2 separate regions of the Mus musculus genome follow, and region 2 is linked to region 1. The links are chromatin loops, found by intact Hi-C in ENCODE. Cell type or tissue: heart. All regions are shown on one strand. Each heading gives the region's core, and the rest is flanking DNA. Links, peaks and the distances in the headings are about the cores only.

Region 1 (10,227 bases), core at 1,529-9,528:
GCCCTGACAATTTCTTTTTTTCTTTTCCTTTTTGTTTGTTTGTTTGTTTGTTTGTTTGAGACAGGGTTTCTCTGTATAGCCCTGGCTGTCCTGGAACTCACTTTGTAGACCAGGCTGGCCTTGAACTCAAAAATCCTCCTGCCTCTGCCTCCCAAGTGCTGGGATTAAAGGCGAGCACCACCACGCCCGGCAGACAATTTCTTATTAACTAAATGAAGTCTTATCATAGGATTCAGTGAGCTTCTTTGCAAGATAATCTGCATGGAAAATGAAGGTGACTTTTGTTTTTTTTTTTTTTATTTATTTGTTTATTATATATAAGTACACTGTAGCTGTCTTCAGACACACCAGAAGAGGGCATCAGATCTCATTACAGATGGTTGTGAGCCACCATGAGGTTGCTGGGATTAGAACTCATAACCTCTGGAAGAGCAGTTGGTGCTCTTAACCACTGAGCCATCTCTTCAGCCCGAAGGTGCACTTTTGGACAAAGGCCTGTACACAGGCGTTCATAGAGGACTTATTTACAATCAGCCTGAACTGGGAAACAAAGTCGTAGTGCACTCATGCAATGGGATAACACTTGGCAGTAAAAAAGACCGTGTATTGGAATAGTCAGTCAGAGCTACATAGTAAGACATCATCTCAGGAGAAAGAGAGAAGCCAGGAGGTGGGGGTGCACGCCTTTAATCAACACTCAGGAGGCAGAGGCAGATGGATGCCCGAATTTGAGGCCAGCATGGTCTACAAAGTGAGTTCAAGGCTACAGAGAGAATTCCTGTCTCAAACCCAGCATTTCCTAAGGCAAGATGGGGGAATTGTTGTGTGACAGTGTTCTGGAGAAGATGTGAGTAAATGCCTACTCGTCTGAAATAAGGAGCAACCGACCTGAGCAAGGGATACCGGCAAAATCCTACCTGATGAACCAATGGGTTTTACCGGACACCTCCAAGAACATGGCTGAGGATGGCACAGAATCTCTCATGAACAGACAAGATAAACAGAATGTAATTAAAATGAAAACCATGAAGACGATCTTCATTCCTCACACACAGGGATCTAGACCATCTTAATTACGGTAGACGGCTTCAAAAGGAAGTCCAGGAGCTTTGTGGGCTTCAGGATTCCAATAGTGCTCTCACTGCGTGGAACTTGGTGGTAATGAAAATAGAGGATGAAGATGTGGTATACCATAAATCAGCTGAATGGTTATATTTGGTTATCATTCTACAAATGATTACATTCTGACCGAGGCTTTAGTATCAGAGGAAACGGTTATGGCAACTGCCATCTTGCTTCCTGATAAAAAGATAAAAGTTAAAAACGCTTTGCTCTTGGCTTTCGGATGGGATGGCGTGAGGACAAGATGTAGCTACGAGTGTCTCCCGGTTTCAATGGTGAATTGTCAGGATTCGCCACCCCGGGGGATTTAGATTTAATAAGGCTTACAAGCTTAGTATTTTAGTTACTGCGCCCAACGATTGAGTTACTGTCGTTTCTGAACTAAGTTTGTGTTGTGTTTTCCTTCACAAGACGACTTTCTCAAGAGAGAAAGTATTACGCAGATTTGCCAGCAGAAGAAATAGAAAAGAAGCTGGCTTCCTGCTCAAGACACCGATTTCATGACATTCCACCCAACACACCAGAGAATTTCTGGGAAGTTGGTTGTCTTTCTACTCAGATATGTCTGGAAAGAGATTATATCAAGGAAGATCTCGCTCTTAGTCCTCGTCCCAAAAGATGGCAGCCTTACAACGCAGTATTTTCTCCAAAAGGCAAAGAACAGACAACCTAGCTGCTGGAGTGAAAGCGAGAGAACAGACCTTTTTGTGTTTCATTTAGTTATCCATAGTTAAAGTTGGAATAAACATTGAACTTTGATTTTTTTTTGATCTTCTATTTAAAAAAATGCTTTGTTCTTTATCCCTCTTCCCCCCACCCCACACACACTTTGGTTTTTGAGACTCTGTAGCTCTGTCTGGCCTGGAACTCTCTATCTAGCCCAGGCTAGCCCTGAACCACTGGCAATCTGCCTACTTCAATTACTGGGATTACAGGCACCAAACAATACACCTAGCAAAAATGTTTTGCTTTTTTTATGTAGACAATGAGCCATCAAATTCATCAAAAAATATAACCATGGGTATGGTGGCATGCAGCTCAGTTGGTAGGACACTCTGTAGCGAGTATGGAGCCTTAGGTCTGCATTGCAGCACTATGCAAAACTGAGTGTAGTGTCGAATGCCTATCATCCTCGCAGGAGGAGCAAAAAGGCAAGGCTATATTCAGCTACAACAAAACTTAGAGGCACAGTCTGGCATACATAAAACCCTGACTCGAAAAAGGAAGGAAAGAAGGAAGGAAGGGAGGGAGGGAGGAAGCCTTTTAAATACACAGAAAAGTTAAAAACAAAAAAAAAAAACCCCTCATGTATTCACATATATTTGGTGATGGTGTTTGTTTATTTGTTTTTTGTTTAGAGAGGTCCCACTGTCTAGGACAGCTCTGGCTCACTACTGAACACACACACACAAACACACACACACACAGAGTGAACATTCTATGCTGTCTCGGCTGCACAGATGCAAGAGTTTCTCCAAGGAGAGGGGCTTTCAAACTGGACCCCTCACTCCTCTCTCCCCCTTCCCTTCCCCTCTCCCTCATTCCCTTCCCCTCTCCCTCTCTCCCTCCCCTTTCTCCCTCTCCCTGTCCTTCTCTCCCCTCCTCTTCCTCCCTCCCCTCTCTCCCCTCCCCTTCTTCCTTTCTTCCTCCCCCTTCCCCTCTCTCTCCCCCTCCACCCCCCCACCCTGTCCTCATATACTCACACTGCATGCACATGTGGAAGCAAGAAGTTGACAGTCAATGTCTTCCTCAATTGCTTTCTACCTTGTGTTTTTTGAGGCACAGTCTCTCACTAAATCATTTTGGTGAGGCCGATTGGTCAGGAAGCCCTCCAAGACTTGTCCACCGTTCTTTGCTTCAGTGCTGGGCTTACAGGCATGTGGCATCACACCCGACATTTATCTGGGCGCTGGGGTCGAAACTGAGGTCCTCATGTAGCAGACATTTTACTTACTGAGCCACCTCCTCAGCCTCTGGTTTTCAAACTTTCAATACCCAAGAGTGAGACATGACTTTACATTTAGATCCCAGATATGCAGATCACACTGCCTGGCATGTGTGCCATCTGTGCCATGGTGCAGATTTTTGTACAGTATTTTTTTTTTGAGATGTTAGACTTGATCTCAGCATCATACTAAGAAACACATATAAGCAAAGTGAACGCATCTCTGCATGTCAATTCTTTTTGCAAAATGGGTGTGCTGGAACAGAAACCAGGCTAGCAACACTCCAGGGCCACAAGGCTTCTGCCTTCTATCCCTGGTGTCTGTCACTTCTTTGGTGGGAGCTTGACTTCACAGTCTGATGTTACAGGTTAAGTGATGCACAGGTTAAATTAAAGAAAATATGAGTCCCTGTGGGGCTAACTACCTTTGATAAAATGAAAGAAAGCAAAACAAAATCTGTTTCCTACAAAGACAGGGTTTCATTAGGTAGTCTTGGCTTTTCTGGAACTTGCTATGTAGACCAAGCTGGGCTTAAACTCACAGAGATCCATCTGCCTCTGCCACTCATATGATAAGGTTAAAAGTGTGTGCCACCAGGCCCGCTCATGGATGTCTTTTGTATGGGAACAGGGTTTTTACTATGTAGCTAGTAAAATGGGGTAGCTTGGATCTTACCATATAACCCAGCATTGTGTAGCAATTTCCTGGAGCATCCACCTTAGAAGGAAGTATAAGACACAGGGTGTTCTATGGCGAGGTAAAGCTTTCCATCCTGAAGGGAAGGTAGTTACGTTCAGGAAATAAGCAACTCAAATGCTTCAGAAAGGTCTTGAAACTTCCCCCCAAGCATATCCAGGCAGTCAGGACTGCTGAGAGATGTTCTAAAGCAGTGCTTCTCAACTTGTGGGTCACAACCCCCTTTGAGATCCGATTACCCTTTCACAGAAGCAGTTTAAGACTATGGGAAAACACAGGTATTTAATTATGATTCATAACAGTGGCAGGCTCTAGAAGAGTCTCAGACCAACTGAGCTACCTAGAAAGGACACTTTCCAACCTGTTGGACTGCCAGTAGGCTGAACAGTGTGCTCCAGGTTTTCAGTAGCTGCACCCATGCTGGGGTGGACTTTGGTAATCCAGCTTTGAGTCATTTCTGCTCTTATAAATAACCCTTCACCTACACTCTTCTATGTAATCCCAATAAATTGTATTGGTTCTTCAAGTTGGACTTTGGTGGTATCCTCACTATGGTTGGCTGTTGGTTTCTGTCTAGGGTTAGTAGATGTTTGTTGGCAACTCCCCAGGCTGACCTCAAACCTCGCAATCCTCTGCCTCAGCTTCCCAAGTCCTGGGATTTTAGGCATGTGCCATCATTGCTGGTTTTGTATGTACAATGTTTATGGAGAAGTGCCTCAGAACAGACACACATGGAGGTGGAGTAGCAGGAATAGGAAGGGGGAAGAGCCAGACTACTGAACTGAAAAGAGTAGATGGTCTCAACTAACCCTGCACAGGCTGGCATAGTCCTTCAGATTACTGAGAACTGGAGAAGGGGATCAGCGTGGTATATATACCTGCCAGTTACTGGAGACAGCTGCATCCAGGAAGAGGACAAGGCCTAGGGCAATCAATCAGCTTTCTTCCTGGAGAGCCCTTAGAAGGACCTAGATACAATCTGGTGGCTGCCAGCATTCTTGGCAGCTGAAAGAATGAATGCTCCAGTCCTGGAGAGGGAGAATGTCGATGATGCTTTGTGTGTGTGTGTGTGTGTGTGTGTGTGTAGATTATGGGTGTGTGTGTTTACATATACACACATATAAACAATTCCTTGATCTGATATGTTCTGTTTCATTAAAAAAAAATCATGGTGGCACATTCCTGTTATCATATTGGTTGGAAGGTAGAGGCAGGAGGGTCAGAAGTTCAAGGCCATGCTCAGCTACATAGTGGGTTTGAGGCCAGACATGAGATCCTGCATATAAGTAAACAAAAGAAAAAATAAAAATAAATTCTAATACTGTAGTGCCTCAAGACTTAAACTTCTTGCTGGCTTCTCAACCAATAAAAAGGTGTCATTCAACTTCCTGTCTTTCAGCATAGGAATCAAATATCTATAGGAGATAGGGGTGCCAGTGAGATGGCTCCCTGTGCAGAAGTGCTTGCCATACAAGGCTGGTGATGGTTGTTTGAGGCCTGGAGCCCTAGAAAAGGACATACTGCACAAGGTTGTGCACAATGTCCAAGTGTGCACTACCTTAGCACCTGTACATCTCCCTACAGATACCACACACAGATAACATGTTTTAGATTATTTTCCCTGCATACACACACACACACACACACACACACACACACACACACATATATATATATATATATATGCCATACACATTCCTGGTACCCACAGAGGTCTGGAGGTCAGATGAGGGTGTTAGACCCCCTGGGGCTGGAGTAAAGGATGGTGTGTTCCACTATGTGGACGCTGGGAACTGAACCCAGATTCTCTACAAGAACAACAGGTACTCTTAACTGCTCTATATCTCCATCCCATAATAATCTCTTTCTGAGACAGAGTCTCTCTATATATATCCCTGGCCATCTTGGATTTCACAATATAGACCATGTTGACTTCAAACTCACAAAAAAAATCTTCCTGGCTCAGCCTCTCTAGTGCTGGGTGGTATTAAATGTGTGTGTGCCACCATGCCTGGCCAATAATTACAGAATATAGGAATAACAGGGTTGGAACAACGACAATGAGTTCCTTTCTCTCTGAGTTGACTTTCTCTCTGAGTTTGAGGCAAGCCTGGATTTCCAGGACAGCCATGGCTACACCCAGAAGCCAAACATGGGGGGAGAGGATATGCTAACCTTCAGGTGCACTTTTGACTGCTCTAGAAAGAGACGGTTCATTAACCTGTAGGGAGAAATATGGATTTCAGATGTGTCTCCCAGTCTAAGGAAGGACATAGGAACCAGGCTGCTCCCTTTCCCAGGCTCACGTTTTCACCCACAGGTGTTTCCCTTTTCTGGCCGTTTTCCTTAAGCCCAGACAATAAAAGGGTGTCCCTCTTATCCTCTTTGCAGGATGTGTGTCTGGGTCAGTCAATGAAAAGAAAGCATGTCGGTTTCTGATTTGTTCAACCTGGTGTTTTCCAAATCTCCAGGCTGTACCTCCATGGTGAGCACATGAGAGGCTGACTCACGCTTCCTGCAAGTCAGCGCAGATATCACCCATCCTTCACATGAGTTAAACCTCTGGCCACTCCCAAAGACAGCCCGAGTGCTGGAGTCATTTATGAGCATCTCTTCCAGGTCTCCTGTTTGCTATAAAAATTCAAAGAAGAAAAATGCCCTTTCTGCTTTGACCTACCTCCTGCTCCAGGCCCCAAGAGAGATGTCCTCAGCTTTACAGAAAATCTAAGTAAGTTATGTCAGGATTGGTTCAAATGCCATCTTTACCCCCTTTCCTTTAGACTTTACAATGAGTATTCAATCCCCTGAGCGTCTGAGGCAGTGAGTCTGCTTAGTGTGAAACTTGCTTTGGTCTGACTTTTATTAAAGTTCCTTGTCTGGGAGCATGCCTCTTGCCTCTTGGGTGTTCCTGTTTATGGACCACTATGTTCCTTCTGAGTTTTGCATGATACTTGGAACGTAATTGCTGGCTGAGGTGAAGATGTTAAAAGTTGGAATCTGTCCTACCGTCAGAGTCTGGAGGCACAGATAAGACGTTAAACAGACCCAATACTTAAAGATAACCTTATTTGGAAGATAATTCCAAAAGAGAAAGTTGCATTTATGAAGCATTGTTGAAAGAGGTGGATTATTCATTTAAGGAGAATGTTGAGAAGTGATAATTTTCAAATCTATGAGAAAATGCTGAGTCAAAGGTGGTGCTGCAGACGGCCACCCAAGAGCAGGGACACCAGTGACCCAGACTGCTACAGGATCCTCCTGTTCCCAGCTATCTCTCTCAATCATCAGGTTTAGAATTGATTATTCCCTTTTAATTGTGTTACATTTTAGTGTGTGTGTGTGTGTGTACTTTTAGGGGTGCTGGTTCTTTCCTTCTACCATGTGGGTCCTGGGGATCTAACTCAGATTACGAAGCTTGTTGGCAGGTGCCATGATTTGGCTGAGCCATCTCACCAGTCCTAGAACTGGTCATTGCTATTATAACATTATTTTTTTTTTACTGTTCTTCTTTTAAATTGTAAGATATATTATATTTCAAAGAGAATTACACTAGATTAATCTATTTAAAGACATAAATTGATGACAGAATCACGTGACTAATGCATTTCAGCGTGTAGGTTGAGTACATGACAATGTCACTCTAACACTGTTTCACAATGAACACAATTTGGCAAACGTGGGTTCTTCTTTGGAAGTCACCCAAAGCCTTTGGGAGAGCTCCTAAGTGGCTGCTGGAAGGGTTTCACACCCATGAGGAAGCCCTGTGGCACAGATATCAAGGACTACTTTAAGGCTACAGGTTTAAATCATTTAAAAAGCCATTGAAATGTCTGGTCGGGAAATTAAAGTACCAACTTTAACAGGTGGACAGGCCTGGGCTGTAAAACAGTGTGTGCTCCCAGCGCTATTCACGGCTCTCTATAAACATCCTTCATCATTTTCCTTCATGCATCATTTGAACTACAGTGTTTTAAAATAGCTTCTTAGAAACAGCCAGATAGAGTTCCAGGTGTAAAGAGGTGACGTCACTTCAGAAATGGGATGGGAGTGAAAGTTCTAAGCCACATTCGTCTATCTGGTTCCTGTCTATACTGTTACAACCCCGTGTCTAAGACACATTTGGGCCTTGGGTTTCTTTAGCTGTGACTGCGGTGACATATGCCTGGGATGTGGCCAGGACTCGAGACATCACTGCTAAGGGCTCGTGGTGCTTGATGATCCTTTCTAGACGCACAGTCGAGTGTTTCTTATTGGGTTTCTGCCATTTATGTTTGTCTACAGCAGCAGACAAAAAAAAACTATTTTGTAATATCAAAGTACTTGAGAAGAGTGCTCAGTGGTTAAGAGCACTTGTTCTTCCAGAGTATATGGGTTCGATTCCCAGCACGCACAGTGCGGCTCACAACCATCTGTAAATCCAAGTCTGGGGGGATCCAACACTCTTTTCTGGCCTCTGTGGGCACCAGACATGCACGTGGTACACAGACTCACATGCAGGCAAAGCACCTATACATATAAAATATAATAAAGATTTTATATTTTAAAAAGCATTTGAGATCAAACACAGGACTTCCTGTGTAATAGGCAGACACTCTTCAGCCACACCCGAGCCTCTGCTACCTTTTCATATTATTCTTTTCTCAAGAGACAGAAGTTAGGAGCCTGGGGAGATTGCTTACTTGGTAAAGTATTTACTGCTCAAGCATTAGAACCTGAGGTTGATCTGCAGTACCTCTATAAGAAAAATCGAGATTTATGTCACAAACTATAGCTATCTCAAAGGAGGGAACCTCAGTTGAGAAAATGCCTCCACAAGATTGGGTTGTGGGCCAGTCTGTAAACCATTTTCTTAATTAGTGATTGGTGGGGGTGGATCCCCAGGACAGGAACTCACGAAGGAACCTGGAGGCATGGCCACAGAGGAATGCTGCTTATTAGCTTCCTCTCCATAAGCAGCTTATTAGCTTCCATTCCATAAGGAATGATCTTATTAGCTTCTTCACTCAGCTGGTGTCCTTATTAGATCTAGGACCACCTGCCTACAAGTGGCGATACAGAGAGTGGGTTAGGCCCTCACGTATCATCGCTGATCAAGAATATGCCTTATAGTTTTGCCTACAAGCTGATCTGATGTAGGTATTTTCCCAACGGAGATTCTCTCGTCTCGGATGATTCTAGCTTGTGTCAAGTTGGCCATAACTATCTGGCACAGTCACCAGGCCCAGGGTTTTTGACATGGGTTCTGAGGGATGATGAACTTTCTCTCAATTGTTTTAGAAACGTTTAAAGACTCTCATGCTAAAAAGCAATTCCTGAAACTACATTTTTATATTTTAACTACAACCCTATATTGTAGACGGATATATCTATATCTCAACTCAGAGTGCTTTATACTGGTGATAATATAATATGCTAAGGTAACCTTTAAAAGGGGATTGACTGGGTATGCTTCACAACAATCAAACCAATTAGTGGTTAAGTCTAGGGCCAGTGGAAAAAGCCAGGAGTTCCCAATTGAACCCTTAAAACATTTGTTTGTATGTTTGTTTAAAGCAGAGAATTGCTTAAGCGCTTGCCTAGCATGCACCAATTCCTGCTTCCATCGCTGTAGAAAGTGGGTGTGGCGGCACAAGCTGCCATCATAGCGCTCAGAAGGTGGAAGGCATGAGAACTGTAATGGATCTGACACCAGCCTGAGCTATAGAGTGGGCTTATCTTAGAGGAGGAAAAGGTAGAAGCGTCTAAGTAGTGTTATTGAGGTCTAAAGGAGGCATGTATTTAGAGCCCTCAACTTAATAACTTTGACATATGTGTATATATTTGTGACCATTGTGCAATCAAGATAGTGAACACATCCATTGCCCCCCAATGTTTGCTTCATGATATAGACTCTCTCTAGCAATCACTGATTGGCAGATAGCTATGCCCTCACATTGGAGAGGAAAACATCATGGCTGACGTCAGTAGGGAGGATGGTTAAAAGACTTCAGTTTTTGCCAGGCAGAGGTGGTGCACGCCTTTAGTCCCAGCACTTGGGAGGCAGAGGCAGGCGGGTTTCTGAGTTTGAGGCCAGTCTGGTCTACAGAGTGAGTTCCAGGACAGCCAGGACTGAACAGAGAAACCCTGTCCCGGAAAAGCAAAACAAAAAAAAAAAAAGGGGGGGGGGAGGGTGTGGGGATCAACAATGGTATTATTTAATAATTTTCAGTGAAATTAGTGTATTTTTATCTACACAATATAATGTGATGCCCACACATTTTTTAAACAATTTGAACTATATTTGGTGAACTCAGTGTTGAAGAGACTCAAACTTAGATTTAAAAAAAAAAAAACAAACCCTCTCAATCAGGTTCTCTGGTCCATATGTTGTCTAGAATATAAATATAGATGCCATTCTTCAAGTACCACTCACTGTTCCCAGCTGCTTTGTTCCCTACTTGCCATTCAGTGGCTTCGGCCTGCA
Region 2 (10,227 bases), core at 1,520-9,519, 220 kb after region 1:
CACCACCAGTTAGTCCTAAGACCCTCTTACTGAGCTGGGTGTGGTGGCCTTTAATCCCAGCACAAAAAGAGGCAGTTGGATCTGAACCAGCCTGCTCTACAGACAAGAGTTCCAGGACTTGCAGAGCTACAGAGAGAAACCCTGTTTCAAAAACAAAACAAAACAAAAACCAACTTACTGAAACACCATGTTTTCCCACAAAGATGTTCACTGAACAGCGATAAGCCTCACCACTTTAGCTAAAAATAAACAAACACTCCAGTGTGCAAGAAAGTATGTCCCCGGCTTAGTGGTGGTGGAACGCCTGAAGCAGAACCACGGTATCTGGCATGAATCTGGAATGTTGGCACCTAAATTCTGAAGTAGCCTTTTGCCAGTGATTGTTGTCTGAGATTTTATGAAGTTATTCTTTTGAAGGATTCTCAGAGCCTTCGCATAGCTTAGTCTCCAGGCTTGCCTAGCAAACCAGGAAGTGTCTGTATGGCTAAAAATCGCTTAAGGTGATAGCTCTTTCAATACACCCCCAAGAACAGATAAGTTTTCTTATATGGAAAAGGGTTTGGGTTCAGTCCTTGAGAGGCTCATCCCCTTGCTGCCTGAGAAGCCTAAGATCATCCTGTCTTGTCCCTCTTCGATCAATAGTCCCACATAACCCAGAGCACTGACAAGGCACGCCTTTAATCCAGCACTTGGGAGGCAGAGGCTGGCAGAGCTCTGAGTTCAAGGCCAGCCTGGCCTCTAAAGCAAGTTCAGGAGAGCCAAGGCTCTGTTACACAGAGAAACCCTGTCTCAGGGTGTGTGGGGTGTGTGTGTGTGTGTGTGTGTGTGTGTAAGGACTGAGGTGCATATTTTACATATCAAAGCAGACGTGGCCTCCAGGTTCTCTCAGACATTGTGTGTGTGTGAGCTCTCAGCAAGCCCCTGAGTAATTTTTAAAATACAGATTCTAAGGACTCAACCTTCTGCTCAAAACTCTTCAATAGTTCTCACTGCTCTACCATGAAATCCAAGCTCCTCCCTTACCATGGCAACAAGGCTCTACATGACCTACATCTTTAAACCCTCCAACCTCCTCTCCCGCTTTTCCTTACAACACCCCACACATACTAATGTCCTTTCTGTTCCCCAGGAACCCTCCAAGGCCCAGGCCTGTCTTTAAGTCTGTGCACTTGTCAAAATGTTCTCTTTCTCTCTCTCTGTCTCTGTCTGTCTCTCTCTGTCTCTGTCTCTCTCTCTCTGTCTGTTCCTTTTTCCCACTTTGTGTGTGTAATGAAGGGGGTCTATCCCACAGCCTGTCTAGCATTCGAAGACCATTCTTCCACTGAGCTGCAAGCCCAGCGCTCCTCCGTGCCTCCTGCATAACTCATTCTATCCTCGTGGCTCAGACCTCCTCATTTCCTCCACTCGGCCTCCTCTGACCACTCAGTTAAGCCTGCCTCTGCCATCTCAGGTCTCCTTTATTTACGCTCATCTAGAGGCCTGTTTGATGCAGTACCTCCTGTCTAACCCCTCAACTGGAAGGCACTACCTTTATATTACATACTGTGACCAGCATCTAGTCCATGGCCTTGGATCTAAATCAAATCGAATGACCAAGCTCGTTTACTGCTTTATGAGTAGTTTTGTTTTGTGGTTATGAACAGTTTAGAGTTTCTGAATTATATTGTGAAATGTTTCAAGCAATTGGCCAAACACTGGAAACTGTAACAAACACTGCCATCCATAACTAATATGCATTGACAGTATGCTCTATTTGTCTGTGGCTTAAAAGGAAATAAAACAGACACTGGTACAGTTGCAATTACTTAAAACACATCTTCAATTCAATCAGACATTGCCAAACTATTCTGGGAAAAAAAATGCCAATTAATACTCTCACTAACTGTATTAAAGATGACTCACTGAGGGCCAGCAGAACAACAAAAAAATACCTCACGTTGGGCCAGAATGATAGCTCGGTAAGCAAAAAACGCTTCTACCCAAGCTTGACCATGGTCTGTTCTCGGACCCGAATGATAGGAGAGCGCTGACTCTGAAAGCTGTCCTCTGACCTCCACAAATGCACTGTGTCTCAATCTTGAACAAACACACATGGGTGTGCGCGCACACACACACACGCACGCACACACACACACACACACACAGTGAATTTAATTTTTCCCTTAATTTGAGACAGGGTAGCCCTGGCTAACCTGGAACTTGCCAGGTCGACCAGGCTAACCTCAAACTCACATATACCTGCCTCTGCCTCCCAAATTCTGGATTAAAGGTATGACCACCACAGCCATCCCCTCCCCACAGAAATGTTTACTGTCTCTCTTCCAAACATACACAGCATCAACTGATGTCAGACACTCTCTGTACTTGCCAACCTCTGTGTGGAAAGAATAGCATGTGCTCATACGCCCTGCTTATCCCTGAAGCTAGGCAGGCAGTGTTTCAGCATCTTGGACATTCATTATTATCTGTTCTTTTTTTCTGCTAGAAGACACATGTTTTCTTACTCTGTTCTTTAGGAAAGATGCTAGTCGTCTGCAGCGTATTTGGGGCAAGTATAGCCTTCAAGCTTGCCTTCCTCATCAAGCTTCTCCTTTAGGATTTACACTTTGTTTCTTAAGGTGTTCTTCTCCTCCATTTTCCTTAGCAGCTTCACTTTACACAGTCAGTTTTTTCATTAACCCAGGTAAAAAGGATTTCTGCCAATGTCCTAGAGGCAGTAATCTTATCTTTTTGCCACTTGGATTGATAGTTCTCTTAATCCTATCTTCTGAATGATTCGTCCTTTCTCAATTACTGTGTAAAGCCATCTTGGCCATGTGATAAGGTTTCGTATGTAGACGGGTCTGCTAACAGATGGTGCTCAGCTTCAGTGCTCTGTGTATCTATCTCTCATCTAAGATTTAACATCACAGTCATATAAAACCCCACATGCTTGGATGGCACACGAGAATTAAAAAATCCCCTCTAAACCCAGTTCAAACATCAAAAGAACCCTTCCCATGACTCAGACATTATTACTCATATTTATGCAAATTAGGAGGATGAGGCTCATCTTATCTGTGGTCACCAGCTAATAAATAGAAGAAAAAAGGCCCAATCTCACCCCTTGGGTGACTTCTCTTTCTATCAGACACTGAAAAACAGTATCTTTCAAACTAACTGTGTACTCTGTCTGAATACAGCAGAAACCTTGCTAAATGAACACTTGCTTTAACCACCATGGAGGCTGAGCCAGACCTGTGTACTGATGCTGCCCTTCACCAGAGGTGCTATTCCAAACTCCCTGCTGCCTGTGCCACTGCTCACCTCAAGCATAAAGTCACGGGTGAAGCTGTTTACAACCCTGTACACAACAGCGGTGGTTTCCCATCAGTGCTAACTCTACAACTCCAAAGACTGATGTGACAACTGGATTGTGCATCTTGTCCTGGAAGGAGGCAGAATTGATCACCCCCCACAATGCTATGGAGTTTTCAACCCTTTGAAATTCATATAGCAGCTGTAGGATACACTGGAAGATACAAAAGAGTATTGGAAAGCTGCCCAAGAGCCCAGAACCTACCTTAGGGACCAACGAGAGTGAGTACTCCTTAAGTGGTTTGTACTAAGCAAATGGATTGCTTCATCTTGAGCCGACCCTGAGCTACAAGTGGTTTCAACAGAACCCTAGTAGATTAATCAAGAAAGCAAAGAGAGGCAGCTCGTGTATTCACTAAAAGCACAGCTGGAACAGTTTATTGACCATTCTCTTATTGGCCATTACTATCTCATAGAACAACAGCTCAGAAAAGATTATTCTGAAAACAGAATGAGGCCAAGCCTAATGCACAAGTGTGTATAAAAACAAACACCTAGTCATACTGCCACCAAAGATATACCAGACACCCTCTCTCCCTTGACCAAAGTAAACACTATTTCTCCAAAACAGTTTAATCTTGTGTCTCTCTCCTTACAGTTTTTCAGAACAGTTTTATCAACAGCAGTGAGCCCCCTCCTCCATTTGGTCTCTCACAAACACCAATGCTCAAATCCTATAATCAGTTTTAACACACTCTTAACAGACACTGACACACACGGCAAAGAGTAGTTACAGTAAGCTTCGTTTTAGCTACAGGTGGGCTCTCTGGTAAGTTCTCCCAGTAAAAGGCAGACAAGAAGCCTTCTCATCTCTGGAAGTCATTTCCAACTCAACAAAAGAGAGGCAAAGAATACACCAAACCCCAGCTTTACCAACAGACATGTTCATGAACAACCTTTTTTGTTTGTATGTGATATGCTTCCTTTTGGACAGAATGCCCTGGAAAAGGTGCCTGGGCCTGGGAAAGTGGAGCTCGTCTGACTCATCTCTGTAAATCTGTGGTGTGGTATACATGGTGTTGACATGTTCTTTTAAAACTAACGCCTCAGACTAGCAGACGTGAAGCCCCAGAAAGATAAAGCCTCCATAGGGGTGAGGGACTCGTTCTTCCCAAAATTTCTTAAAAAGGACTTTTCTCTCCAAAAGAAATGTTCTCCTTTCTTCTCCACCTTCACAGTGTTCACTGTTAACGTGTTTCAAACTCGAATCTCTGGGCATGGTGGTGCACACTTGGAATCCCAGCACTCAGGAGGCAGAGGCTGGCAGATCTCTGTGAGTTCCAGGCCAGCCTTGGTCTACATAGTAAGTTCCAGGCCAGCCATAACTATATAGCATGACTGTCTCCAAAATACAAAAATAAAAATTAAAAACAAAAACTTTTTTTTCTATTTTAGCAAAGAATCTTGTAGCAGAGTAGAGAACAATAGCACAGAGAATTATTCATCCTATTCTAGAGTAGCATTTATTCGGGTTTGCTTACACCTTAAATGAAATTTACTGCTTACTCAAAGACATTCTGGCCAGTATTAGCTTCATCGTTCACAAGGGGAAATTATTTACATTCCAGAAGCAAAGATTAGACTCAAGTGGACATGGGCACCTAGACCCTGCAAGAAAATAGACCAGATGAATTGATGAATTCAGACAGGTATCTAACTGCGAGCAAGAAACAGTTCAGAGGAATGAAGATTACAATACCATGGATGTCAAGGAGACTAGGGAAAGAACATTCCAGACCAAAACCACTCGCTTCACACAGAATACTGGATGGTCTGGTTAGAGACATGGGAAGTTCCCAGGGATTTGATTTGCTCACATTAATAGGTAAACGTGGTGAAATGAATACTTAATGTCACACGATAATTTCTTTACGCAACTTGCTAAGGCTGAGCTCGCAGCCTTAAAGAGAGGATGGAAATCATTTCCTTGGTGAGCGGAGGTGTGGTGTAGATTTCTATCACTGAACGGTTGGGGGGTTGCCCCCCGCCCAGCCCAGCGACGGGCCTTGAGAAGGTCAATGGGCCGCCCGGACTAAACCTCAGAGGCCAGCGCTGACGTCCTGCTACCGCACAACAGGCCACTGTCAAGCCGCACTTTAGACCCACGGAGCTCATCCCACAATTCAGAGGGCCTTAGGCAACCCGAAGGCCAGCCGCCGGCTTCCAGGACTCTGCTGAGGCTCCCCAGGGCGCCTACCAGGAACAAAGGGGATACCGGGGCCAAGCGCAGAACGCCGGACGGCACCTGCAGCCCCTAAGGGAGACCGGGGCGCTCCACTCGCGGTTCCTGCTGGCGCACTGCAGGAGCGCAAACGCACAGGGCGGCCGACGGGGACCGGGGGGCCCCCGATCCTGCGCGCAGCCCGCAGCCCGGCCTTTACCTGCACGTCACTCAGCTCCACGCGCAGATACAGCTCGCGGTGTCGCTGAGCCCAGTAGACATGCGGCGTCAGCACTTGAGTCTCCATGGCCCACGCTGTCCGGGGGAGCGGGGAGGCTCGGCTTGCTGCGCCTCGTTACCTCGGCCTGTGAGCCGCTGGAGCTAGCAGAACGCAGGCCTCAGACCCGCACGCTCCGCAGCCCGCAGCCCGGCTGTCTCGAGATAACCCACGCTCGCGGCTCGCGCTTGCGCAGTGAGGACCGGGGCGGGAGGGCGGGGCGAACCCAGCGAGGGAGAGGACGGGGCGGGACGTGGGAGAGGCTAGCGGCTGCGCCACGTGATCAGCGGCTCAGTGGCCTTCGGATCAGAGGCTTTTGAGCTCCTCGCTTACCTCCTGTGGCGCTTCAGAGAGGTCCTTGCACAAGAACATGAAAGTGAGAGGCTCTAATCTACAAAGAAAGGGCGGATTGGCGGCGTATGAAGAGGCTTGTGTGCAAGGATCCCTTCCAAGTTTTTTTGTATGATCGCAGCGTTTAGTGAGAACCCACTTCCTCCCTGGGCTTCAAGGCCACACACAGAAAGACAGATGAGCCATTCAAGACATACATTGGTGTTGCTTTTTTTTTTTCTTCCTTCCTTCCTTTCTTTCTTCTTTCTGTCTGTCTTACTATGTAGCTCTAGGTGACCTGAAATTCACTTGGTAGACCAGATCCAGGGACCTGTCGTCTGCTTTTGCCTCCCTTGTGATTTAAAGGTGTGCAACACCTCCCCTGGCCTCAGGCTTCCTGTTTTAAGAGAGATGGTTTCCATTCACTGCCCAACAAACAGAACAGCCCATTCGTTATAGCTATCTACATGAACTAATAAGCAAACAAACAAATCAGTTCCTTGGCATCCCTAGCCCCGTCCTGAGCATTTGAGGACCTGGATGCTGCAGACAGGCACTCTACTATAACCTCAGCTCCTTGTAGTGTCATCATCTGTTTCTAAGTTTTTCTGTAAAGGAGCACAGCTATTATGGGCCCATTTCCAGGGAAATCAATAAGGAGACAGAGACAGAGAGACAGAGATTAGTAAGAGGACTAGAGGACTAGAGGACTATAGCCTAGTCGGTAGTGGGTTTGATCCCCAATAGCACATAAATCAGGACTAGTGGTGAACACCTGTAATCTCAGCACTTGAGATGTTCAGAAGTGCAAAGTCATCCTTAGTTACGTACTGAGTTCAAGGCCAACCTGAACAAACAAAGGAAAGGGAAATAAAGTAGAGTTTATCATCCAGGCTAAAAAGTACACGGTGGTGGGGCAGGGTGAGGGAGACTAGAAGGCAAGGCCAGGGGCAGGGGGATGGGAATAAGGCTTTTATGATGATGTCAGTCAAATGAAAAAGAAACCACACTGTCCTCTCTAGAGACTGCCCCCCCCCCTCCTAGCCCTGTTTGGCTCAGGGCCATGTCTCCCTTCTCAGAGATCAGTCATTACTCCTGCAGAAAGCTTTCATTTGGTCCTTGACACTGATAAAGGCTATTGCCAGGACGTACGCCTAGTTTCTGCTGTTGGCAAGAGATCCTGCTTGGCTCTGATGTTCACCTTTTTACAGACTCTTCTGATGCTTGAAGGACTTAGAGGAGGAGCTGCTGTAGATGGGGATGTAGATTATTTGGTAGAGCACTTGTCCAGCACACACAAAGCCTTGGGTTGGATTCCCAGAACCACCAGGCCACGTATACCAATGGTCCACGTATGTAATCCTAGCACTTGGAAGATGGAGGCTAGAGGATCAAGCGCTCAAGGTCACCTGGCCTGGGATGCACGAAGCCATGTATGAAGCAAAAAAGAGAGGGTGAAGGGAGTTGCTGAATTCAGCAATTTGGATCCTCACCTATGCACAAAACATCTAACCAGTTATCTATAACCAAAACCAAGTTTGTCTGTCTAAGCCACAAAGGGAGAAACACTGACTGAATAAACCCAGGCATCTAGTGGGCAACAATCAGATCGTATACCTATAACCTCCTAAGTATGCCAGAAAGGTCAATAACTGCTCCCAACCTTTACCAGAAAGATCAGCTCATCAGTTACAGTTTAAAGGAAATCACACAGTTGTCCCCACCTGAGTTGACACCATCCTTCCATTACCTGCCTTACATGTTGGCTGTGGCCTTTTCCCCATATTTTCTCCTTCCCATCTGATAACTCTAGTTCTCTTAGCTGTTGATGTGATTGCCAAACACAGACACTTGGCAAATATTTGTGTGTAAATAGTGCATCAAGAGTGGGCGTAAAACACAGAGTAAAATTCATGCATTCATTTGCACGGCCTAAGACATTGCTGTAAGTATATGCATGAGAACAATCAGTATGGGGAGAGGGGGAAACTGAGTGCCCAGTGGACTAGGGTGGGAGAAGACATTTCACCATATTCCTTTTTATCCTTAAAGCTAGTGTGTGTGCATGCGTGTACATAGTCATATAGCTGTGTGCATGGGGTGCTATATGTGTGTCTGTGGGTATATGTGAATGTGTTCATGCATGTGTTTGGAAGCTAGAGATTAATATAGGTGTCTTCCTCAGCCACTTTTTGAAACAGGATCTCTCACTGAATCTGGAGCTCATTGACTTGACTGTGCTGGCTGGTGAAGATACCCCAGTGACCTGCCTAGATCCACTGTCTCAGAACCAGGTTCAAAGATAGGCACCATTGCACCTGGCTTCTGCAGGTACCAGAACTCAGGTGTCCACACTTACACAGCACACTTTAAAACTAAGCCATCTCTCAGGCCTCCTCAGGTGTTTGTTTTTTGGGTGTTTTTGGGTTTTTTTGTTTTTTTGTTTTAAGAATATGACAGAGAGCCGGGCGTGGTGGCACACACCTTTAATCCCAGCACTTGGGAGGCAGAGGCAGGCGGATTTCTGAGTTCGAGGCCAGCCTGGTCTACAAAGTGAGTTCCAGGACAGCCCAGCCAGGGCTACACAGAAAAACCCTGTCCCGAAAAACCAAAAAAAAAAAAAAAAAAAAAAAAAGAGATGACAGAATTGCCTATTCAAAACGTAACTGCGAGAAGAAAATCAGGAGAAACCCTATATTTTGTTATTGTAGCTTGGTGTGCGACATACCCCTAACCTAGCACGCTGTTTCCTGCCTCAGTGTGTGTGTTACCTATTCATGATCACTCGACCCACTAGAGTAAAAATCTGGATTGCCTGCTCTGCCACCTTAAAAAACATCTAACATGATGTCTTTCAGAAAGGAGATGCTTAAAACATACTCGTTAAAGATTACCAGCAGAGAAAAAGAAAAAAAAAATGTCAGTGGTAGGACCCAATGCTAGAAACATTTTGGTGAAATTGGCATGCCCATGCTTAATGTAACCATAGGTAATCTAAATGTGCAGTCATTTTGCAAAGCAGTATTGCAATATATAACAAGGAAAACAACATTTGTGTTACACAGGCTAGTTGTAATTTTAATTTTTTCAAACACCTATTTTTAATGATGGTTCTTAATCACTTTAACCCTCCTTGTAGCCCATCACCCACCGGTGATAGTGGAAAACAAAGGATATGAGGGAAGTGGACCTGTTCAGAAAGGTTCTTTGAAGCAACTCCTGTCTGTGATGTCTGGAAATCAGCAGTTCAGTTCACAGGTTAGCAGCGGCAGCTCTACCCACTTGCAAACACTTCACAAATGCACAGCAGTCCAGTTCGCTAGAGTCAGGATAACAAACAGGAATCAGCAGCGGTGGCACTACCTAGAAGAGACAGCCAGGCCTTAGCATGAGTCAGCAGGAGGGACCTGGAGGGACACCAGGAAAAGTTCTCAGCTGTGTCTCTCTTAGGAAAGTTCATCTGTCTCAGTGGACATCACTCTGCCATTCAGCCCAAATTGATGGAAGCAGCAAGAAACTGCAGCACACCACCAGAAGTTGTTTGGCACATTTCTCTATGTGGAGTCCCAACAAATGCAGCTCAACTATGAAACGTAAGGTGGACCAATACACGAGTGTCCTTAGCAAAGAATCCTCCATTACGTGTCCTTTCATGTGCTTGCTTTAACAGAACATCCTCTCTCCTGTGTCTGCTTCAGCAAAATATTCCTTCACGAATCTGCCTTAGCCATTCACCTGTGTCCACTTAAGTTAAACATTCCTTCATGTGTTCACCCCAGCAAAACACCATTCAGCCAACTTTCCAAAGAACCCTTAAGTTCCTACTTCACCTAGTGATTTACCTTTCGTGGATTTTAGTCTAAGAAAATAGTTCCAAGAAAGAAAGATGTACTAAATACTACACAGGGTTTTTAAAAAAAAAAAAAAGAAACTAATCCAGTTGTTGTATTACAACCCATAGTTGGGGAAAGTACCAAATTCAAAACTGGTACTTGTTAAAAAAAATTGCTATTAACATTGTACAGATGCAAGATACTAAGAAGTAAGTTTCCAGCTTGTGTAAGTTGACACACAAAACCAGCCAGTACAGATGCCAAATCCT

Evidence for each region. Peaks named below come from ENCODE experiments on the same cell type or tissue, not always from the same donor. Only the 100,000 strongest peaks of a DNase experiment are listed, where the experiment ranks them.
Region 2: a loop joins it to region 1, with 1.8 times the contacts of the local background. A loop is called at or near these places in 1 of 42 quality-filtered maps.

Annotation. Positions count from the first base shown.
Region 1 is chr9:64,799,785-64,810,011 of GRCm38, forward strand. The region is part of intron 2 of Gm36459 (a long non-coding RNA gene); the gene reads right to left. It also overlaps a transcript of Dennd4a not described here. Among named protein-coding and RNA genes, the nearest start is that of Dennd4a, 6.1 kb to the right of the region's middle. In heart, for the core only: no CTCF peak of the experiment used is centred there; no DNase peak of the experiment used is centred there.
Region 2 is chr9:65,015,719-65,025,945 of GRCm38, forward strand. Hacd3 (3-hydroxyacyl-CoA dehydratase 3) reads right to left here and starts at 5,999. Exons shown (of 11, transcript NM_021345.2): 1 at 5,739-5,999. The coding sequence starts at 5,825. Gm39362 (a long non-coding RNA gene) reads right to left here. Exons shown (of 3, transcript XR_870867.3): 3 at 9,183-9,488. In heart, for the core only: no CTCF peak of the experiment used is centred there; a DNase peak (open chromatin) is centred at 6,013; H3K4me3 peaks cover 2,145 bases; H3K27ac peaks cover 1,887 bases.